Regions from separate parts of the Mus musculus genome. Here region 2 is linked to region 1. Evidence: chromatin loops called from intact Hi-C (ENCODE). Cell type or tissue: left cerebral cortex. All regions are shown on one strand. Links, peaks and the distances in the headings refer to the core of each region. The heading gives the core; the rest is flanking DNA. Region 1 overlaps Gm30515 (a long non-coding RNA gene). Region 2 overlaps Gm9866 (predicted gene 9866).

Region 1 (12,335 bases), core at 2,313-10,312:
TTTTCTCAATTAAGTTTCACTCCTTCCAGATTACTCTGCGTGTCAAGTTCACATAAGACTAGCCAGCACACTCTACTAATGACTAAAATTGCTGTGTTTACATATTTATCAGAAATTGAAAGGCCTGTGCCCTTTTGTACTAGGAACACCAGTTATTTAGCTCACAGCCTTATGAAGTTCCTGCTTTAGACTCTGATAGGGAGAGCTGTAGTCATCTAATAATGTATGTGTTAAAAAGATGTGAGAACAAATATTCTGTCCAGACATCCCACTGGGCATATGTGCATGGGAGACCTGAGGAAATGTCGTGTACTCTAGAGATGGCTGCTGAGCCTCACACTTCAGGCTTGTGCCCTGGGTGGTTAGATAAGGGAGTCATTTCTTGTATAGGTAGGCAGGTGTCCTCAAGACCTGTCATGGTGGGAAAAGCATGAACTTCTCTGGTTTTGTGCTGTTTGGGGGCCAGGTGTTGTACCAGAAGATTTGTATGTACATGCTAACTGAATACTTACTTTATTCCTAAAAATATCTTACAAAACTAGTAACCTTTTTGTGTAAGAAAAAAAAGTTCAGGGTATATGTGGTTTAAATACATATTCTCTCATGATTCCCCTACCAAGAACTGGTATTTGGGTTTGAATGTGGACATATCCTCAATTTCTGTGCAAAGTTCCTTTCATGAACTAAAAACCCATTTACATGAATGTTGGGACCATGGACTCAGACTCGGGGAGGCCCAGTGGAAAAAAAATGTAGAAATAAAAATTAGCAAAGAGATAAACTATAGAGTGTGCAGGTCCTCAGGAAAGCTCATGTCTAAATTCTTAAGACTGAGAAGTTTAGGAGTTTAGGTTGGATTATACAGAGAAAATTGGGGGTCTATTATATTTTAGTGTGTGTGTCTGTGTGTGTGTGTGTGTAGTGTGTGGTGTGTGCTTGCTGCCATGTGTGTATGTATAGATTCATGCATGTAGGGGAGTGTGCTGGGGGGAGGGTGTTCCTGTTCATCTGTAGATTCACATGTGTAGCAGATAAAAGACAACTTTGAGTGATATATATATCTCAGAGTTTAAGTTTGTTGCCCTCGTTTTTTATCACCCCCTGAGACAGAGTCTCTCTGTGTCCTAGAATTCATCAAGTTTAGGCTGACTGGCCAGTGAGACCCAGACAGCAGCTGGCCTGTCTCCATCTCCTTGGAGCTGAGGTTGCAAGTGCCCACTTGGAGCATTTACTGGGAGTTCTGGGCACTGAACTCAGATCTTCATGTTTGTAAGACCAGCCCTTTACCATCTGAGCTGATTCTCCAGCCATAGCTGAAGTTCCTAACTCAGAAGAGTTACAAAGTGACCAAGCCAAAGCCATTAAGCAGAGCTGAGTCAGCTACCTCATGCTCTTTCTTAGTTTAATAGAGAAGGAATCTTCCAGCAATTAGCTAAGTGCTTCCCATTCTACCTTAAGTGAACCCGAGGGGAAACTGCTCCTGGAGTCACAAGTCCAATCCTCATAGAGTGTCCTCCTGATAATGGGGGTTTCTTAAAAGGAAAGGGTTTACCAGCAGACCTTTGACTCAGCCATGAGTGGACAGTCATTCGTTGCTGGTGGATGTGGCTCCATCACAATGGGTCACTTTGCAGACTCTCAGTAGGAAATCCAGCCTTCTCAGGTCAGAGAGAAATCTTCCAGATTGCTGGTGGCTCAGCAGGCTGAGCAAAGCATCTCACCCCAGCTGTCGGTCCAGGGAAGACGAGAGTTAGGAACCAATACGTACCCCAAGAGTGTGTTCTCCATTAGCCAGATGGAGCTTCAAGCTGCTGCAGACTCTTGCTGTCTTACACATGATGCTTGCTAGACAAAGAAATATTCATCACCAGTCTAGCTCTTGAAGGTTGAACAGATCTACTGGTGTTGGCACACTACATATTCCAGGAAAGGAGGGAGGTCTGGAGAAGGGCTCCTGAGACCATGACTAGGGCTTGTATCTTACATCCTTCACAGTCATCAGAACTCCTAAGAGGGCTGCAGGGCACATGGCACTCATGACCACGGAGGAGCACACTGGCTCTGGCATTAGTGGTGTGCTGGCAGCAGGAAGATGCAGGGGCAACCTCTGGATAGAAACCCAGCCAAAGAAAATGCAACTGCCTTACATAAAGGCAGTAAGGTGAATGGTGTGGCTCTTATTATATGGAAAGCACTGGCTCCTTAATGGAGCCACTCCAGAAAGGGCTGTTCCTCTGCCTTCCTGGTCAGAGGACCCACCTCACGCTATAGCTGCAGCACCCTTTTACCAGGTAGACCCGGAGTTGTTCTGGCTTCCAGTACATATAGAACAAAGGCTGCTGAGGTTTCCAAGTGCCCCTCAGGACAGTCACATATCAGTGTGTGACTTTATTTTAAGCTTTAAAAAAAGTTTGCAGAACATAGAATTGCTACAAATTATTTAACAAGACAGGGGTGTCCAACCCTCTTCGATCTGTTGCTTTAGTATCTCTCCATTTGTCTGTCTCTGTCTTTACACACATACACATACATATATACCACATACACACATACACACACACACACACACATACACACACACACACACCTGAGCTTTTCAAAGGTAACGTTCAGAGAAAGCACCCCTTTATCAGTAAAGCCTCACTCTGAAATGTGACCATACAACACATAAAGAGTTCTTTGTCATAAATACTGCCTAGGTAGCAGAACTAGAGAATCAGTGGTAATTCTATTATACAGTCGAGAGACCTTGATCTGATTTCACCAGCAGGCCAACTATTTATAGAGTCATACACAATCTGACTTTGCCTCCTTTCTCCCTGGGATGATGAAAGAGATTTGTTGTTGAACGGGCAGGAATACAGACTACACAAATGCATCATTCCTTCTGCATGCTACAGGGAGTCACATGTCCCCACCTAATTGTATCACTAAAGATCGGAACTTTGCTCTTAACTTCCTTTGCCTGAGAGTAGCAGGTAACACCTTCGAAATTATCCTTCAAACACCTAAGCCAGTCAAAGGCAGTATCCTGTCACTACCACCCAGGGACAGCCCTAGGACAGTCACAGCTTCTCCTTATACGGTGCCCATGGGCTTCTCTTCTACTTGTTTGTTGGTTTAATGTGCTTTGCATCAGCGAACATTTTGACTGCTCACAGATCATCAATAGCTAGATGGAGGAGGCATAAATCAAACAGGTACTTATTCATTTTCTACAGCGGACACCCCACGTCTTCCTTCTGCAGTCTTCTGTAGCCTCATCCCTCTCCACAGGGGTTTGCCCTCATTCTAAGACCCATTCCAAAAGGCCCTGCCATCCTTCAGGCTCAAGTTATTCTCTCTGCCTGGAGTCTATTCACTTTTCATGGAGTAGCACAACTGTGAAGTCTCCTCTAAGGCTGCCCTAACTCCACAGGAAGAGTTAGTTTCTCTCAACTGTAATAGTTTGCATGTAGAGCAGAGTGTGCAATCCACAGCACATAGCTAGGTGTCTTCTCAGCAAGGAGGCTGCATGCTTTAAATACCTGGAAAAACAGGAAATGCTTCCTACCTGATTACCCAAGATGCTTAGTGCATGACCTGCATGGTACCAGGCCAAGAACCTACTTTGAGCTTGGAATGGAAACTCCTTGACCTCAGATCCACCTGCACAATATCTGTCCATTCTGCCACCAAAAAGAAAATTCCAGATAAGTCACTTTCTGGCTTAAAGAGTGCTATTTATTTTGAGCAAAGGTGCTAATGGACTTAGCAGTACATTTGCCTTTCATCAGGAACCAAATGCTAACACCAAACAATGTTAGCAGGGCACCATTAGGAGGGGAGAGAAACTAACTTAAAAAAAATACAGAAAACAGAAAAAGACAAAAAGCAACCAAAGAACACCATCTATGCAGCGTCCTGCTGAACTCAGAAAAAAATTGAGCCATCATCTCCTCTGTCTGACTTTTCTAATGATAAAAGTACAATAAAATGAAACAAGGTAGGCACAAATAGATATGATAAATCATGTCACCACACTGTACCCTATGGTACTCTGCTCATCTTTGTCACCAATGACAAGAAAATCCTAGGAGAAGTCAGTCTGTTTGTCTTGCCTCTACTAGGAGGACCAGGGAGAGATCTGACTGCATGCTAGATCACCATGTGTTAGAATGGCGGGTCACGACTCAACAGCACACTAGGCCAAGGCAGTTCCATGTGGAAGAGGTTTTATTGGGGAAAGAGAGAGGAGATAGTTGCAGAAAGAGAAAAGGGGGATAGAGAGAGACAGAGAGAGAGAGACAGAGAGAGAAAGAGAGACAGAGAGAAAGACAGAGAGAGAGAGAAAGACAGAGAGAGAGAGAGAGAGAGAGAGAGAGAGAGAGAGAAGGGTGTTCTCCTTATTTATATGGAGAATGATGTAACGCAGATAAAGGTGAGAGGTGAACCAAGTGAATGTTAGGAATATGGTACCTATTGCCTTGGCAACAAGTCTGCAGGTTGCAGGTAGTGCTGTCACCTATGTGATGTCATAGGTTTGGGAGATCCTAATGCCAACAGATGGAGGGAGAAGGGGGAGGATATCTCAAGTTGAAAAATTGAACACATGCAGACACAAGATGTCATTGACCCTTATGTGGGCTAGGTCTATCTACTGTCAACCTGACATACCTTAGCAAGCCTTCCTGTTGATGGAGATTTGTTTCATCAACTAGTTCTGTGGAAGGACCCTCCCAGGGACAGATGCATGTGACAATCCGATTGCCTACCATGCCTGTGTATCTCTGTAGTCTAATGTTGCAGATCTTTGATAACTGTAAGCTGGAGATGCATTGCCTTGTCGTAGGAGAACAGAACAGAACTGAATGTTTTTGGCACCATGTAAAACCTGTTAGAATATTAAAATAGAATCTGCCAGCTGTGTGAGAATGGAGAAACAGAGGAGAAGTGAGAGTCAAGCTACAGACAACTAAGATGAATAAAGTACAGGCAACCTGGCTCACACCTACAGACCCTCTTATGAAAGGGGTAGGGGAAGGGAAGAAAGGGAGAGAGAAATGAGAGGGAAGGGCAAGGGGAAGAGAGAGGCAGACAGACAGACAGACAGACAGACAGAGACAGAGAATATTACAACTGTTATCTGTAACTTGGTATGGCTCTCCATCCCATCTGGGGACTCAGTCGAGCATGCAAATATGTTTGGATAATTAAAAAGTATGTTCTTTCTTGTTGGTTTATTGTAACTGGAGGTGAACTGAGCAAAGTTCCCCTAATCCCGTCAAGCCCTCTGCAGGAAGGGTCAGAGGTCAGCAACTGCTCCTAAAAAATGCTGTGTGATTGAATCCTTCAGCCCCTGAGCAGCTGATTAGAGATAATCTGGGGGTCTGTCCCCCTGACATCAGGGGCTGGCAACTACCTCCTGAATAGACTTGATCACCTACCAGGCTCCAGAATGCTAGGACATACAGTCACTTTGAAACCAAAGTGAGAATTCAATTTCCAATGGAATTTAAATTCTTCACAAGCATGAAGAAATTTTCATTTCATTGTCATGCAAAGGAGTGGGGAATTTAAAACTGGTTAGTCCAGATACTGTTGTTTTAAAGAAAATTATGGATGTGGTTTCTAATGCAAGGGAAATTGTGTGGCTTGACAAACACAGGCATGAGATGAAAGGTTTCACAGACTGTCCTTCCAGAGGGCAAGGAGAGAGAATGTTGACCTTGTGGTCACATGAGGATGCTGAGCAGGTGTGCGCAAATCCAGCCTCACACTGGAGAGAGTATTGCGTGTTCGTTGCACATTGGAGAACAACTCTTCATAGAACTCTGTCCAAACGTATATCAAACTTCAGTGCCCGCCTGAGTTGGGTCTAGTTGTTTAGAATCTGTTCAGATAGATATGAACTGTGCTCTGTATACACATGTGAACACGTGTGTGCCCAGAGACCAGGAACAGATGGAGGAGTCTGACCTTCCTGGCTGATGGGACAGCAGAGAAGCAAGAAGCTCCAGGGCCCTACACCCATCCATGTGGTTGGGGGAGGGGCCAGAAACTAGTTACAACTCCAAGGGGACTTATTTCAATTAGCCAATACCCAAGATAAAAAAATTGTAAACAAATAGAATGCAAGTTTCGCTTCTATATTTAAAGAGAGTGTGACAGTATGCAATCCAGGCTGGCCTCAAACTTGTGAGTCTTCTGTCTTAGACTCCCAAGTGCTAAGATTATGAGAGTGTACTACCATACTCAGTACTCAAAATCTTAATTTGTGTTGTTGTTGTTGTTGTTGCTTTCTATGCTTCTTTTCTATCCAGAAATAACTGCTTCATTCTTGGGTTCTATTGCTGCCTCTTTAACAGTGTCTCTCCTCTCTCTGCCCACCCTGCACTGTTAGGGATGATCCCAGAACAATGAAACAAGAAAGCCCACGCCTACCCACTTTATGGAGATACACCCTCTACAAACATTTGACCACAAAGGGCATTGCTGATTTATTGTTTATCCAATCCTGTTTTCCAAAATATTTATTTTAAATTGACATTATTGTTTTCCCTTTAAGTGATAAATGAAAACAAGCATTCATTTTTCTTTAGAAAAATACTAAGTTTTATGCAACACATCACAGATGCACTGCCCTGACTCTTTCTGGGCATTTCCTGTCTCTGAATATTTAATACTAAAAATAACCCAAGCTTCATAGCATCTTTGAGTAGTATATGGTGAATTTTCTAGATCATTCTTGGGTGGAAATCGTTCCTGGAAAGATAGATACAACATGTGATTGGGAGAGGAAATATGGCTGGAATAATTGACAAGCTTTGATCATGGATTGTCATGCGACAGTCACTAGCACTGATAATTAACTTTCTGAATTGGAAAGTCCAGTGATAGGAAAGCATGCTTCTGTACTTGGGGAAAGATAAAGATTCATATTGTCTTCAGGATACTATCAAAGTGTTTAAGGCGACAGGGAGGACCACAAACACTCAAAGAGACTGGTGGAAAATGCCCCTGGATCTGAGGGTACTCTGGTGAGGTTTGTATTTTTCTAGAACTCTTCAGCAAGTTTAAAATTATATTTAAAAAAAATTAACTAAAAGGATACTAAAAAGAAAGTCTATTTGACTATTGATATTTAATTTTGATGGAGGACAGGCTACATCCTTCCATTTCCAAATCATGTTTAAAACTTAAATGAAATGGAGGGCCCTGGCCTTTGTGCCCTGGAACGGGGCTCAGGGTGAGCAGCGCCTCTAGAGGGAGAGCTGGTACTGCAGGTGTTTCTCAGTTAAGTTCCAGACGTGACCTTCAAACACCCCCTCAATGAAACATCTCTTCTTCCTTTATTAAATGCACTAATTAAATTATATACTCCTCATTTAAAATGTGCTTTCTTTAGTACTCAAAATCTCCACATGTCACGTTTCTCAGGGGAGGAAATGCTAGGTGGCATTTGCTACAATGAGCCCTTATGAGGAATACACGTCCCCAGCCTCTGCATTGGAAGGGAATGCTGGAGCAAGCTCGTCTGGCAGACCCCATACCCCAGCACACCAGGAAAATGCTTTCTCTTTTTTGACAGTTTCACAGGCGCAAGGAAACCTTGGTCTCTTAGGCCTACTGGATTCAGGCTGTGCGTAAATTGGATTTTCTGTGTGGTATTATTCAGAAAAAAAAAAAACAAACAAAAAACTAAAACACAAAAGCTAGTCAACCTACTTGCAGAAAAAAATTCAGAACACCCGGGCTCTTCCCAACCTGCAGATCCTTTCCCTGTCTGTGTGTGTAGTTTTACTGTCCGGCATGACATCTAAACAGAATCTCTCTCAGAAATCACAGAGCAGACTTCTCTGGAAGCCAAGAGGGGCCCGGAGGGAGGGGCAATATGGAAAATAGAGTCCCGTGTTTGCTTTCTTTTCTTTGCCTTCCCCGGACCCGATCCCCACTTTTTTAAAGAAATCCACCTGTTCTGCTTCAGTTTCAAATCATTTTAAGTCCAAGAGGGCTTCTCTTCCTTGCACACCCTGGATATTTCAAAGCGAGCCCATCTTCACTGCAGGAGAGAGTTTATTCAGGTGTTATGAATCAGACAAGGGCTCAGGGATGCAAACTGGGGCTGAGACAGGGCCCCCGCGAGTCTGGTCCCCTCCCCGATAAAAGAAACATAACAAACCCCTAGAAAACAGTCCTCCAGTAATCTCCCTGCCTGCGCCAGGAATAGGGGTGACGGAAAACTGCCCTCTCATTATAGTCCTGGTCTCAAGGTTAGAATTAGACCCTTAGGGTAAGGAGCTGTCAATTAGAGATAACTCCAGCCTGCTGTCTGCAGCCGGGCTTATCTCCTAGCAACTCTCCTCATTCAGGCCACAGCCCTTGGCTCTGCCTGCAGCTCAAGAGCCATCTTGAAGACAACAAAATAACCTCCTCATTTTGAGCAGATGCATAAAGAATTCTTCTCTGGGTCCTTGATGGAGTCTCGTCCTTGATGAAGCCCGGGTGACATTCGACTAGCAACGGGGCTGGGGAGATCTGCAAAGAATTATGATTGGGCTCCCGTCCAGCTGCAGATGTTTCCATGGGAAGAGCACATGGAAGGGTCTGGCCAAGCAATCAGAGCATCTAAATTCAATCTGAGACTGGGTGCCTCCTTCTTCCAGATCAGAGCCTGGCATGTTTATGCAGGAGCCAGCATAGTCTTTCTCCTGCCTACTTTCTGCTTAGGAAGAATTTGCCCGCAGTTGGGAGTGCAGTGGCTCTGGTTGCCACGGGAACTCGGCCTCTCCTTTATTCACCATGGCAGGGCATATAGAGAGAGCCAACAAGCATAAATCGTATTAAGCGATGCACGGGGTTATCCACCATGGATGTAGGCAACATCACAGAATTTACTACTGGACCCTATACTTGGTGTGCAGAGAAAATGCAGGCTACAAATTCCTTGGAGCTGTCTACTCATTAGAGCTAGGAATCGTGCTGTTGACTTTTCTAATCGCAAGCAGAGTTAAGGGTGGCAAAATGCTGGAAGACTCTTAGGGGCTGGGGGAGAGGCAAGCCTTTGATTTTTTCACTGGAGTGGAAAATGATAACAAAGGGATATCTAAGAAATGTTGTAAAAAAAAAAAAAAAGATGAGAAATACCCAGTGTGCTGTGGGTGTAAATTAGATAGATGGTGTTCTTAGAATTGAAGATTTGACTTAACAAAACTCTCCTGGAGGACAACATCAAGGAGGTACACAGACAAGGAGCAGGGGCCATTTTTTTACCGAAGCGGTTCTCCTTTTGCCCCTCCCCCACTGCTCCCCACTCGGTGTTACGCGCGGCTCTGCAGCACTGGCTCTCCTATCCAGCCTTCCAATCTCCCCTCCTCTTCATCAATGGAGAGACTATCTGTTTTGTTCGGCTGCTTTTATGTTTGTGAAGAACCCAGCACAATTTTTTATCAAGCTAGTTGGGTCAGAGGAAAGAGCTGTGTACAGGGGCAGAGGAGACAGAAGGAGAACGCCAGGCAGCTGCCATGCCGGCTGCTAGGCACTGTGGACACAGAGCTTGGTTTAGCTTTGCCGTGGCTTTCCTCCTGCCCTCCCTCACACTCAGTGCAGGGCTCATTAAGCTCCCCTGCTAGGTTTCCTATTAGGGCTTGTCAATATCCCAAGCTGCAGCATAGCTTCTGAAACAGGGGAGAGAAGGCTTGGGCAACTTTGAATAAATCTTTTCTGTGCTTGTCTGAGTGGGACATACACACAATTTTGTTTCAAAATGGAGACTCTAGATTTTAATTTTAAAAAGCAGACGGATACATCACAGGATATTCAGCATCTTAAAATTAAACGACATGCAGCTTGCAGAAATTAATATTTTCAGGTTGCTGAAGAAGAAACTGGGAAACTGAGCTCTGTTATGTTCTGAATTGTTCTCACTAAGCAAATACACCTTAGGAGCTTTCTTTGATGTTATTTTCTTATGCAATCCAATCAGTTGTGAATATGCACAGTGCCCTGCATCTTTTAAAATAACATTTCTAATGGGCCATTCTTTACAGGGTAGAGGCTACCCCTGCACATAGAGCATGCTGGTTGGCATTACATTTGAATATAGTAACGAAAAAATGACTTATAAAAAGAAGAAATATCTCTAGCAATCAAAGTTTACTTTATTAAACAGCAGATTGGCAATGTCTCCAGGATTCTTATGTGGACTGCCATTGCTGGTTGCCTAGGAGATGAGGGAACTTAACTGCTTCACTGCCACTGGACTGCATGGATTCTTGCAGCGTGGTCTAGAAGCTCACAGAACAGTCCCCGGCTCGGGAACATGCACCCACAGGCAGCACTTGCAAAGGCTTTTGGCCAATAAAAAGATTCCAAGATAGGGTTGCATCTTAAAAAAATTGACTTTTTCTTCTGTTTCTGAATATTTTCATTGCTGAGTTTTATTTGATTTTTGTATATATGAAATGGAGCTATGCTAATTACCTTCAGTGTTTGGTTATTCTTCCCTATGGAGTGATTTTTGAAGAACTATGGGTGTCCTTATTTACTCCAAATCTGGGTTTAAGAAAAGCAGGGATTGATTTTGTGTGTGTGTCATATTTCTGGGTTTTTTTTTTAAATGATGCTTTGAAATAATGTGAATTATTATCATATGTGCCATAGGATTGTCCTCCAGCACCATCCTATCTGGCGTAGGGAAAACTGCATTTCAGCCAAGCATGGATCTTGGGGGAGAGGAGGCCAGCCCTGGTCCTGTGGGCTGAGTGACCTTGGTAAATCACACATTCCTGGGCCTAGGTTTCTGCCTGTGGGGGAAGAAAGGAAGCACAATCAAATATTCAAATACAAATCCTGACATGCAAATATGGCTCTTTCTTGCTATACGTCCATGTGCATTTGGTGAGGCATTAGGAACTGTGCAACTGATCTCATTCAATAGAACTGCCAGTCTTCCGAAAGCACCAAATACAGTACGTAGTTGGCTTTACCGCTTGAAGGTTTATATCTGACTGTTCTTGTGTTTCCATCCAGCAAATCTAAAAGCAGCCATTATTGAAATAATTCTCTAATTTTGCAGGCTGACTTTTTTTTATGCCCTGTAGATGATTCTAACTACAGGAAAGTGCCTGAGATTAAGAACATTATCTCATAGGGAAAAAGAATCCTTCCTTTAAAAATATTTTGTTTACTTAAAACCACAGATCTCAGGCCTTTTTCTCATCATCTTTGATAACACTTTTTTCTCAACCATGTTAGTAACATTCTCTTAACCTTGAAAAAGAGGTCCCAAGCCTGAGAAACTATAGTCACAGCCAGAAAGGGGATCTGGGGTGTGACAAGATTCAATGAGCCAGGAAAACACAGCAAAGGAGGACACTTGACCTCAAAGTATGGCTTAGACTTTGTTCCCCTTTCTAATTTCTCATTTAGAGAGAATTCTGTTCAGAAGATGTTTCCTCTATTCAAGACATGGAAGGAATAGAAAATACAGTTTAAGGAATTGCACTGAGTAGATGGCTATTCTCTTGGGAGGCGTACAAAAGCTATATAATCAAAACAGCAGCAACTTCAACTTATTCTTTATTTCTAGGAAAGGACTTGTGTTGAAGTCTTGCATACATACATAAGTGCATACATACATATACATGCATACATCTATACATATACACATATACATATACAGACATATACAAACACATATACATACACAGACATACATACATATTCACATATACATACACGTACATACATACACACATATACACATGCACACATCGTATACAATACACACACACACACACACACAGTGGGAGGGGGAGAGCAGCAAGCAGATTAGCTGATCCTAACAATATCAACATTTCTTGAAAGTAGATATCCAGACTCTGTCGAGGCTCTGTGAAATGAAATTTTACATATCTCACCTAAATACACACCAAGCTCTAATTTTCCCTCACATCACATGACTCAATGATAGAGTATCCCTAAACAGATCCAAAACGAAGCTTTTGATTCTGACTCAATGCACTAAAGCATGTGTGTGATCAGAGAGGAAGTCTAGAAATAGTGACCAGGCTGCTTCTCTAGTTTAACAAGGCTTCTGCTGACGACGGATCGATGGAGCCAAGCCACCAAAGAACATCTCAGCCTTATACCGTCGATGCTTTGGACTTACCATCGCATCAGAGACTTCTCTGTGAAGATCAATCTTGGTTTTGAATTCAGTGTGGGTGAGGGGGGGCTGCTGACTCAGGGAGCCTGAGGGAACCAGGGCCTGCTGCTAAACAACAGCCCGTCCCCAGCAGGACAAACACACAGAAGGCAGAATGAATGGCCTCATCTACACGCCAGCTATTTGA
Region 2 (12,335 bases), core at 1,541-9,540, 78 kb after region 1:
TCTCAGCTCTAGAAACAAGAGTGCTCCGTTTGCCAACAAGCCTTCCCTGTGATCATTTTTAATCTAGTCAGAGGAATTCCATGTTATGTCAGCTAAAATTGTTGTTCTATTCAGGGGACAAATAAGAATGTCATCAAGTCCCCTGGAAAATGTCAACTCTGACTATAACATATTACTTAGGTGAAGAAAAGGCAAACAAGCATATACTTAGTAGTATACATTAACCTGTTGCTAACAGAGCAGAGGTGTCTTGGCTTAGAAGCATGCTGTTTCCAGCCTTAAGTGAATCCACGGATGCTGTCCTTTGAGCTCCTGCCACCCACATCTCCTAAAACATCACTTACAGGCCTGTCAGTTTCTCAAGATTTGGAATTGAAAAGTGTGCCAAGAGCTGAGTGGAGGTGAGAGAGAGGGTAAAAGCTCAAGTGTCTGGAGAGCCAGATGGAAGTGAGGAGTGTCTGAAGAAAGCGTGTGTGGATAGAGGGAGGCTGAAGGGGAGGTGGAGCTACTCCAAGTTGGCTCTGTAGACAGGAGCTTTCGGCTTTGAAGGCTGGCTTGAAAAGTGACCAAATCTTTTGGAATCATTACTTCATTTGTCTAATGAGAATAAAAATTACTGACTTGCATGAGAAATGGGTGGAAGTGCTTAGGAAAGAATGTATAATGATAACAATTGTGTCATTGTAGCTAAACATGCACAGCTTGCTACTGATCGAATAGGACACTCTTGTCAGTTAGTCCAGGATGAGATTAGAAGAGAAGAAGGTTCTGGGACACCAGTCAAGGAGGTTTCTTGGACAGTTTGTCCATTAGCCTACATTCTGCAGAAGGGCAGAGATCCTAGAGAGATGCTTCAAGGGACTTATGAAGATTCTGGCCTATCCACTGATTACATACACTGGGTAGCATGTAGTATGGGTCATGTAGCATAGACAGCACTTAAAGACACTTAAAGGAGACATTATATCAACATGTGTAGGGAAGATATTACTAGGGCATCTAGAGGAGGGGTAGAGGTGCTGAAGAAAAGAGAAGACTGGGCATCTAAACAGGTGTGAGAGACAGCTTTCTCTGTGAAATGACTTCTATTTGGATACTACTTAACTGGTTTACATGTGAGTACATGCATGCACATGCACATATGTGTATGTGCATACATGTCTGTGTATCATGTAAAAATGAGTTTCTGACTTTACACTCAAGTATTATAGAGCCAAGAAGACCTATTTTCAGTAGTGAACAGGCTCAGACCCACTGTGTCTATGTTCTGACTTCATGAGGTATTGGAGCATTTGAAAAGCCAGATCTTTCCTTGGCAAATATGGTTGGTTGGTTGTTTCTCTGTTTTTCCAGCTACCGGAACTGATTTCACTCTAGGTCACAGTCTTCTCTTTTCTTCTCCCTCTCCCTCTCCCTCTCCCTCTCCCTCTCCCTCTCCCTCTCCCTCTCCCTCTCCCTCTCCCTCTCCCTCTCCCTCTCCCTCTCCCTCTCCCTCTCCCTCTCCTCTCCCTCCCCCTCTCAAATGAGTGAAGAATGTGGGACATCCATGGGGTCCCTGAGCAAGCTGAGCCACTGACTGAACAACAGAAGGTGATGTCAAGGGCAATGTCAGGCAGAGTGTGCAGAGATATCCCATGAAGGGTTGCAGTGATGGGGGTAGGGCATGGAGCACAGCATGGATACAGACAGAAGGCCCACAAGCCCAGTTGTGTAGGAGCAGGAGGCAGTTTTCTGGAGGAGGGGAAAACTCTGCTACTGCTCCATCTACAGCTTAGGGCTCCATCATTTTTCACAATAAGCCTCCCAGACAAGGATGTCTGGCATACATTTCTTTGTATCCTGCACACATCATGAGTAGTTTCTTTAGTAGCCTTACTCAGAGCAGAGCAACCCTCCAGCCAGGCGCCCTGTGAGAGAGGTACTGGTTCCTGTCAGCAAGCTACTCTGATTTGGCTGCTTTGAGCCACATGGGGCAGTGTTAGTACCTGGTCCAGACTGGGCCCCCACAGCATCTCTCCTGAAAACACAGTATCATCCCAGGAAGGAGAATGCAGAGGTATCCTCTCTCCAGGCCTGGAAACAATAGCAGTCTCAGGAGAACAGATGGGCAGGGTTCATGTCCCCACAGCTCATGCAAACTGGGCTAGCTTGAAGAAAACACTGAACACTGTGCATGAAATACCCACCAACATCAAACTGACTGGCTATAGAGGAAATGAAACCCATGATGCTGGCTCTCCATGTTTGCTGGGAGCTGCTACCTAAATTGCATGTCTCCTGCAGAGAATAGTACTATTCCACCCTCCAGGCACAGAAGCAGTTGGGGGAGTGAAGTGGGAACTGGGCCAGTTAGAGGCCCCTAGCTTTCACTCATAGGTTGGGCCAACCATGTGTATAGTGCTGTTGGGACAGGATACTACTTATGGTTTTAGTCTTTATAAGTGATTGCTTTGTTCAAGGCTTTTTAAAATTAATAAATTATTTTATTTATTTACATCCCAAATGCTGTCCCCCTCCCAGTACCCTCTCAGAGTTCTTGCCCCCATCTTCCCTCCCCTTCACCTCTGAGAGGGTGCCCCATCCCCAGGTATCTCTAAGGTGACTGCTATAGAGTCTTTCAGAAGCAGAAGGAAAGGGGGTGGGTTGAGTCTGAAGCTACCTCTCTGCAGAAATCACCATGGACCCCAAAAAAACTCAGAGTGACAGTGTGGTGTCATGCTGGGGCTGAATGTGCCCCAGGGCAGGTAGAAAGTCGATATTTTCCCTGTAGGATGAGCTCAGAAAGAAAAGTTAAAGAACAAGCTCACAACTTCTAAAAGATCTTATACTGCCACTGTGTGTTTGGATGTTTCTCCCTCCACAGACTCTTTAGCTCTTTCTGTGGTAATTATTGACCTGCCCACAGCCCAGAGCAACAAGGCTGAGCTATTATTTCCCTGTGGATATATGGCTTAGCTAGCTGACACTCAGGTCAATAGACTCTGGTTGAAATGACTCTCAAGCCCAGACCTCAGCTGCTGTCTACCTGGCTTGTCTCTTGTTGTCCTTGGGCCCAGCCTTTTGATCAGCCTGCTCCTGCTGTCTGCACAACTTGCTTCCCTCCACTGATCCCAAAGGACAAGGCTTCCTTTAGTCACCCCACCGGGTCATGCTGTCATGGTCTTTCCTAATGGAGAGCTAGGGAGGAGACCTGGGTAGGGGGGGGGATAATGCAGTTGACAGTGTACATTCTTAGCACTCATAGAAAAAGTGATATGATATAGCCTATGCCTGAAAGCCCTGTGCTGGGACCACAGAGACAGGAGAGTCCCTGAGTCCCATGGACCAGGCAGTCTAGACAAATCAACAAAGTCCAGATTGAATGAGAGACCCTGTCTCAAAATTAATGGAGGTGAGCAATGGAGAAAGACACCTGATATCAATCTTTGGTCTCCACATACACATGCACAATCAGACACATGAGGGTATACGAGCACACTCATGCACAGGCACACACACATGTGCACACACATACACACACACACACACACACACACACACACACACACACACACTGGAATCAGCCTTTGAGTTTACTTAGAATCTACTGGAGTCTCTGAACTCCACTTCCTTCCACTTCTCTCCAGCCTGCCTGGTTGTGCTGTCTAGTTGATCTGATTGTGCTTATGACAGTGTGACGCTGAAAGGGTCTCCCCTGCTCCAGGACCTGTTTTCTATAGAATGGACTTCAGAATCATAGGAGAGTCAATACAGACAACTGGTCTATGGCAAGGGGAAGGAGCTAGCTTGGGGGAGGAGAGCCGGGCTTGGGCCCTCACTTCTTCCCCTCTCTTCCCTGTAGATGTAGTAGAGACCTAGTAGCTTATAGGCCTGGTTGGGGGGGGGGCACACTCTAGAACAGCCTGAGAACAGACTCAGCATCAGAACAACTGGTGGGGCACACTCTAGGAGGACAGCCCGAGAACAGACTCAGCATCAGAACAACTGGTTTCTTGGCCACACTGCACCGAGGAGCAGGGCACTGCCTCTTCTGCCCCTCCCAACCCCTACGCACACCTGTAGGGCAAACCACATATAAAAAGGAGTTAAGATTTCAATTCATACAATTCTCTCAAAACCCACACCCCCTACCCAGAGTCTCTGCTCAAGTAGCTTCCATATTCTGCTGAGGATTTCAGGGCTATGTCTAATGTCACTCTGTTTACAATGAAAGACCCAGGGAGTCTAATTTGTCTGAGACATTGAATGGTGGTAAAGCTAAGAAGTTGTCTTATCTGTATTTTAAATCGGCTGCAATTATGGCCATTTAATGCTTAATCCAGAAGAATATCCTTGCTTTACATAATAGAAAAGGCATGACACCAAGTAACAGTCAGTCTGCCTTCTGTTTTCACTGGGGATTAGTTCTCAGAACCTCAACAGATGCCAACATCTGCAGATGCTCAAGTGCTTATATAAAATGGTGTGACACTCGCATGTAACCTATCGCATTCTCTCGTGTGCTTTAAACTCTCTCTCCACGGCTTACCACACCTAAAGCTGTGTAAAAGCTCTGCAAATGAGCCTTACACTGGGCTTCTCTGGCAAAGGGAAACAGATCTGTATGTGTTCAGTACAGAGGAACTTTTTTTCCCCTGAATATTTTCAATCTGACATCGTTAAATCCACAGTTGTGAAAGCAGCGGCACAGAAGGCTGCTGTGCACACCCCGGACAGGAAATCGCTGCTGTTTCTTAAGCTTCTGTGTGTGCTGCAGGATTTTCCTGCCAAACAGCATTCCTCGCTCTAGTTCTGTAAGGAAGCTTTGCAACTCTACAGATGAAGAGTCTCCCATCCAGGATGGGATGTGGCTCAGTGGGTAAAGTGCCTATGGTACAAGCCTGAGGCTCTGCATTCTGGTTCCTAGTACCCTGTAAAAAGCTGGGGCCGCTAATGTTTGTCTATGACTCCAGCACCGGGGGGGCAGGGGACAGGGACATGAGAGTACCTAGAGCTCATTGAGATAGCTTAGTTAAGTTCATGAGTTCTAAGTTCACTGAGAAATTCTGTCGTTAAAATTCTAGTGGAAAGCTGTCTTGAGAAAACATCTGGTGTTTTCCTGTGGCCTCCATGGACACTCCATCCTATGCCTAAGTGCAAGCAAAGATTATCTCAGCAGATTCACCTTTCTTAACGCAAAGAGTAATAGGAAAATGTATATAGTATGAAGTATATACAAAGAAAATTGGAGAGTGTTGGGCTAAGACCCATTGCTAGAATGTTCTAGCCTTTCTTCCAACTCAAGCAAGGCTCCCACCTTGACAAGTTTTCCCAGGAAAGAGCTCTCAGCCTCTCTACATCAAGTTACACACTGTGGACACAGAAGGACAGATCCAGCTCTTAATGTCATAGTCAGTGTTCAAGGGAGAATAATGGGGAGAGGACCATTTGCTGTTGGCCTTTAAGTTATCACTGTGGTTGTTTACCTCTCTCTGTCCTGCACCCTCCTATTTATACACAAGCAAAGTTTGCATAAAATCCTTTACTATCCAAATGGCATCTGAGGCTCTCTGTGTCATTACTCTCAGCATCTTGGCTTCTGGCCCCTCTGTGTAGACACAGTGTAGACAGCAGGCTAGCAACCTCAAATAGCCTGCACCTGCAATTTGTCTATGCTTATACGCGCATACATGTCCTGTCTCCAGTTATCTTGCCCCAAGAATAAATATCTACATTTCTTCCTAGTTATGTTTTATCAGGAATGATGTTATTGTAGTAACAGGGTTACAAACTGCATTGTTTATCATCATGGCAGTCCATGTGTTTAGCATATTCCTGTACACATCTGTGTAGGTGCTTGAGCCCTTGCACGGACGTAAAGAGGCTGAGGAGGAATGTCAGGTGTTCTGCTTTACACTAACTGCCTACTTCCTTGAGAGAGGATCTTTGATTGAACCCAGCACTCACTGCCATTCAGCAGGGATGATGGCCAGCAACCCCCCAGCAATCATTCTGACCCTCCTTCCGGGTTTCTAGGTATGGGCAGCAACACCCAGGTTTTATGTGGGTTTGGGGATCTGAAACCTGACCTTCCTGCTTACTCAGGAAACTCTCTTACTCACAGAAACACCTCCCCAGCCTAGTCCTTGCTTTCATGAATAGGGCTGTGACAGCTTGCAAAATTTTCACTCCAGTCTCCCATCTTTATTAAATACCAGCTGTGTGCTTGTGCCTGATGGATTTTTCAGCATACATGTAATTCCTTCTTTACACGTGTGTGTGTGTGTGTGTGTGTGTGTGTGTGTGTGTGTGTGTGTGAGGCTCAGCCTCCTTTCAGAATTCTGAAAGTGGAAGCAACCTTCAGTTGGGAACATGTAAAAATGAAGATTTGTTCCAAGTGAACCCTGTTGAAGACAAGAGTGGTGCACTACTCAGTCAGTCCCTATATTCCTTCTGTCTCAAGTCCTTGGTGGGGTAAAGTTCCAAGAATGGAGACCAGCTACTTCTATGAGAATCTCCCCCAACACTTTCTTTCAAAGGGATCCTCCAGAGTGCCCTCAGTCATCACAATGCAGACAGTGACTGATGGTCTCCCTTCTAGAGCAAAGCTTTCGAAGCATTCTTCATGGTCCAGAGAAAGACTTGAAGAAAGTGAGGCCAGAAAGTGTTCATCATAGCTTGGTGGATATTGATCTTGGTCATATTTGAGCATACCCCAAAGCATAAAAATGACATGTAAAAAAAAAAATCAAGTTTTCCAATGGCTGGAAGAAAAGAGAGGAGGAGACAGAAGAAGAATGTGTGCTGAAAAAGGCTTCTACCATCAGTTTCCACTCTGAGGTAATCCACTAGATGCCCCTCCTCCGGGTGCCCAAGTGGAGGCAGTTGCCAATAACCCTTTATTCCCAGAAAATAAAAACCAGTTTGCAAATGTCAAGGTGAAAAGTGAAATCAGCTGAATAAGCAAACAGCCATCAGGGGCCACTCAGCCTCCGAAGCCCCGGGTGCAATCCACAGCTCTCTGGAACGGTGCATCACTCCTCTGCTTGGAGAGCCCAGCCATCTCCAGGAGAGTCAAATCGATTAGAGGCCACCTTTTGTGAAAGCGATGTTATCATTGAGGCCGTAATTTATGCAAAGAAATTCTGTGGCTAGGGATGATTAAATTAGAGTCTACAATGCAGGGATTTCTACAGCATGGTCCCCCTCGGGGGTTCTCACTTTTATCTACATTGAGATCAAGTCTGTGAAAATTTGGTGCATATGGTTCGGGATCTGAAAAAAAAAATTAGAATGCTTCCACATGTCCCTGTGTATTTTTGAAGTGGAGAGAACACCACCATGGCTCGGAGAGCCAACACAGCTTTGGAGGCGAAGGCATCGCCTTTCCAAAAGCAAAAAAATTAAAAAATTAAAAAATAAGGAAAAAAGAAAACAGCTAGAAAAGGGCTTTTCTTGAAACTTCCAGGAATGAAGCCGCACATCCCACTTCATTTCAAATGACAGCGTTTAATGTATTTTTAAAAAATGCTCCCACATATGGAGAGGCCACCAGACAGAGCTCCCAGGAGGAGATGGAACAAGAATGGCCTGGACTACATCTCTAATGTGGTTGTAGTTTCGCCATCCCATTTCTATAGGACCCACCATCTTAGCCTGCTGTTTGGATGGTGGTAGGAGGGAGGCACAAACAAGCCTGCAGGGCTCCCCATGCTAAAGACACAGCCCCACAGGTTCAGCCTCTCTCTCTCTCTCTCTCTCTCTCTCTCTCTCTCTCTCTCTCTCTCTCTCTCTCTCTCTCTCTCTCTCTCCCCTTCCCCTCTCCCCTCCCACCCAGTGATGCATAATTCACCAGTGTGCTCCAGCTGAGTCAGGCAGAGCAGAGACTGGACAGGGCAGCTGTAGGAGGGAAAACATGGAGGCTAACAAAGCCTGTCTCCCTTGCAGCAGCCCTGTGACATTGCGGGACACCAGATCCCTGTTTCAAGTAATGCAATGTGGGCTTTTAACAGGATATTCGCAGTTGATAATTTTTAAAATGTGTATGCAATCTATGAGGGGTCCATTAACTCTCAGACTCTACCCCCTTCTCTAAATGTATGGCATCCATGAAAAAAAATCTACCTAGGGAACAGCGGAGCTTGTTGGGGGCTGTTTGCTGGCAACCAGCCACTAGGCCTGGTCAGGCCTGTACTGACTTCTTCCTCTATTCCTCCCTCCAGCCCTAGAGTCAGCAGCTGCCCTCTGGGCCCTTAACAAAGGAAGCTGCTGCTCAGGATGGGGGAGGCTGCGTTGGAAAGGAATGAGGAGCGGTGTGGGGCTCCTGGCGGCTATAGTGAAAGAACGGTCAAGATTCATTCGTTAACACAGTGTGACCTTCTGGGCCCCAGGTCGAGCCTGCCATCTATCACGTCAGGATGGAGGTGGGCATGGGGCGTTTATGCATGTGTGTGCCTGAAGCATATTAATTCACAGAGTAACCCAAGGGGACAGTATCAGCCACAAAGTATCCTTCCCAAAGACAGACTTGGGAATAAATCAGTGCTTACTCCCTTCCTCCTCCTCCTCCTCCTCCTCCTCCTCCTCCTCCTCCTCCTCCCTCACATACACACACGCACATACACAGACATGAGCGTATGCTCGCCAACACATCCAAACATACAAAAAAACTAAAGTCTGGTCCACGGAAAATCTGACCTTGAGACAAGTCATTTTGAATGCAAATTGAAGTCTAACCTGGTAGGCTGTTGCCCTTGAGATGGCCTCCCACTTCCTGACAAACCTAGGGGACAACAAGCATGCACATGGTCCCACTTGGCCTTGAATGAGGCTGGAAGAGCAGCAGCAGCTTGGGAGCAGCCCCTGTGAAGCGGGTGCAGCTGGCCAGAGCTGCCAGCTGCTGGGCTTCATAACAATGGCTAGGCTGAGGTTTCCTCCGTCCACGCCCACCAATGCAGAATGCCCGAGGGCTGAGATGTGCTTTTGTTACTATTCCCCACTTAATAACCGGCTGCTGAGAAGGGGTGGAGGGAAGCCCAGCCAACTGAGTGAATGGAAGCAGAGCCAGCCATGGCTGGGGGACTCCCTGATGGGCTCTGAGGCCTCAAGGTCCTGAGTGAGCACACCTGTCACCTCTCCATCCTTTAGAGACCATTTGCCACATCTTCCCAACGCACTAGAGAACCAGGCAATGGCCATGCGCTTCCTTCTCTCCTGTATTTGTCTCTATTTGAAAAAAAAAAAAAAAGCAAAAACAAACAACCACGACAACAACACACCTCTTAGGATTCAGGGGAGAGCAAAGTTTCTAATGCAATTGTTAAAACCAAAGAAATGTATAAAGCCTGCTTGTGTTGCAGTAATGCATAGTTTTGTGTATTTATCCACAGAAAACACAGGAAGTCTTCTGCGATACCCACTCTCAGGGAGCTGACAAACGACACCCACACTTGTTTGTCTGGAAGCTTCCAGAGACCTTTGCTCCCATGCTAGGTCCCTCCCTGCCACAGCTCACAAAGCCAAGGCCACATCTTCTTCTCTTCCTTGTCTGGGAGAACGTGTTCTCTGCCTATCTTCTCAATAACACCATTGACAGGACATATTTCCCAAGAACATGAAATCTACTATGCTGGATTCCATTTCTCTTGGTTGAATAAAATATGATCCCAATTTTTCTTCGTCTCACTCACTCACAGCCACGCTTTGAGCCACTCATCCTGGGCTTGAACATAATCCATGTAGTTCAGAATAATCCAGACACTCGAGAAAAGCTGAGGTTTCTTTAGCTCCCGTGTTCCCCCAGGAACATTTTCTATCCCTGAAGACAGGATGTATCAGAATGGAGGAGTCCAACACGGAGATCCTTCCTGGCCATCTAATGATGATTCCAGGAGAAGCAGAGGGGCTCATCTGCACATAGTGTCAGCTCACTGATGACCCTAGAACGAGTGCACTTAAGATCCCCGTGCCTTCTGTGACCCTGTGTGTGAGCAGAGTGCGTATTTCAGAGCTCATCAAACAGCACCCCAGGAGGCATCAACAAGCAACCACCCATTGTCTTTCCCACAGACACATTATTTTCATGGTCCAAAGGCACTCACAGGTTAGCACAGAAGTGTCTGCACCTCTATTGTATTCCCTCCAGTCAAGTCCTGGCTTGCGAATGCAAGCAGCTTGACTTAGCTCCTAGTTGTCTGGACACTTCTGCCTTGGGTCTCATGAGTTTCAAACATCATGGATCTTCAAAGGCAAGAGAGCACACGGTCTTGGGCACAAAGAGAGGGAAAGACATCATGATAGCTCAGAAAGCCAGCTTAAGAGTTGCATTATCGGCACTCTTTGCAGATTTAGTCAGTAGAGTCTTGAAAAGTCCCCAGAACTGCAAAAGAACACAGATCCAACTGGTAGGGGAAGTACAGACGTTGGAGAATATGGTCTGCATGAACTTGGGTTTGCCATTGGAAAGTGGGTTGGTTTCTTCACATGGTGCAGAGGCAGGATGCTGGATAAAGGAAGTGATGCCCCTGCAACCTGGTGACCAATGCTGAACAGGGCTCCGCTTTTCCCTGCAGAAAGCAGAATATGTGTTATAGCCAGAAATCAGCAGCGTTTAGGAGAGTGAAACCCAGTGACTCATTCCAATATTGTTAGCACATTATTTCACACACCTATAAAACTCATCTCCGACGTTAAATCTAAAAGTTCTCTTGGTATGTGTGCATGGGTGGGGGCTACAAATTTATGTGTGTCTGTGTATGCAGAGGGCAGAGATCAATGTCTTCTGTCTCCTTCAACCTCTCCAACTTATTGCTGAAACAAAGGCTCTCAGTGAAGGTGGAGTTGGCTCACCAATACAGCTAGACTGGCTGACCAGTAAGCCCCAGGGAGTCTCTTGTCTTTGACTCCCCAGCCCTGGGATTATAAGTGTGTGCCACTGTACTGCTTAGGTTTTATGAACTTGACACCAACTATAGTCACCTGGGAAAAGGAGATCTCACTCAGCTGAAGAATTGTCTCCATCTGCCTGGCCAGTGGCTATGTCTGCTGGGCATTTTCTTGGATATTGATTGATGTGGGAGCGTCCAGCCCACTGTGGATGGAGCCACCCCTAGGCAGGTCATCCTGGGTTGTATAAAAAAGCAGGCTGAGTGAGCCACCAACAGTAAATCAGAAAGTAACACCCCTTCATGGTCACTGCTTAAGTTTCTACCTGCAGATTCTTTGAGCTAGCGTTCTGACTTCCCTCCATAATAGACATTTCAGTAAGCTGAAATAAACCCTTTGCTTCCCAAGTTGCTTTCTGTTATAGTAATAGACTTACTACCAAGCTTGGAATTTTATGTGGGCACAAAAATGCAGATCCTCCATGCTTGGGTGAGAAGAACATTGTTGACTGAGCCATCTATCCCTCTAGACCCCACCCCACCCCAACAATTTCTCTTTTGATATCTTTTTTCTTTTTCCTGAAAATTGCACTCCTGACATGAGCTTCATGAAGACAAAGCCTACCTCAGGAAGGACTGTGAGGCAGCGAAACACCAGGATGAACAGAAAAGTGGTTAATGTGCTTTTCTTGGTGGCCTGGCAACTGGAGATACCGAAAGGGGCCTGGAAATGTTTCCAAAGGGAGACCAGCCCGTCTAAGCAGAGACTAGAGAAAGGCGTTGGATACCAAGTAGGCGGCAGAGCTGTCTTCATAAATCGCCGTCTGCAGGCCTTTTAATGTGTCAGTGTACCTCAGCCATTAACCATGTTTAATTGCTATCTCCGGTAAGTTCCGTAGATCATTACCATACCAGTCATTTTTCAAAGATCCTCGTTAGCACAGGACTAGGGAACACACATACAAAAAAGGGACCTGACAGGAAATGTCTAGAGAGATGCCGCAGAAAGGGGGTTGATAACAGTGAGCCAGCCCTCAGAGGGGACCTGTCTCTACTGGCACTGTAATAAGATGCAGTGCGCACACCAGGGCTTTTCTACCAGAGCACATCAGACAAGACAAACGAGCTGCCTGCTTCTAGCTGCTATTTCCCAGAGCATAGTTAGCTGTTGTCCACAGTGCCCGCTAGGGCAGAGGGACCTGGCAGCGGCCACTTTTGAACAGTGTCCAATGGGTTCTGGGAGCACCTGGGGGCACACACAGCGGGAAACCATCAACAAGCAGGGATGTGTGTGTTCTGCCACGGCCATTGCCAGGCTGTGCTGACCACCTAGCTTCAAGGTCATCTGAGACCAGATCCCCAAGGCTGTTTCAACAGTCAATCAAGAGAGAGGGAAGAGAATCTCCAAGTGAGCGCACTTATTTTGTTTCAGCGACTATTTTCATGTTGCCACGCCCTCTGTCCATCCAAGGT

The links. Peaks named below come from ENCODE experiments on the same cell type or tissue, not always from the same donor. Only the 100,000 strongest peaks of a DNase experiment are listed, where the experiment ranks them.
Region 2: it touches region 1 in a loop (7-fold over the local background); 2 of 42 quality-filtered maps call a loop at or near these places.

Annotation. Positions count from the first base shown.
Region 1 is chr12:27,052,836-27,065,170 of GRCm38, forward strand. Gm30515 (a long non-coding RNA gene) reads right to left here. Exons shown (of 7, transcript XR_001780580.2): 3 at 1-10,784. Among named protein-coding and RNA genes, the nearest start is that of Gm30515, 25 kb to the right of the region's middle. RefSeq lists an enhancer at 7,239-10,264. In left cerebral cortex, for the core only: a CTCF peak has its summit at 7,243; DNase peaks (open chromatin) are centred at 4,891, 7,340, 8,677, 9,347 and 2 more places; H3K4me3 peaks cover 835 bases; H3K27ac peaks cover 1,489 bases.
Region 2 is chr12:27,131,619-27,143,953 of GRCm38, forward strand. It overlaps Gm9866 (predicted gene 9866), which reads right to left. Exons shown (of 2, transcript NR_045870.1): 2 at 9,178-10,544. Among named protein-coding and RNA genes, the nearest start is that of Gm9866, 23 kb to the right of the region's middle. In left cerebral cortex, for the core only: a CTCF peak has its summit at 1,992; DNase peaks (open chromatin) are centred at 4,711, 7,344 and 8,903; H3K27ac peaks cover 493 bases.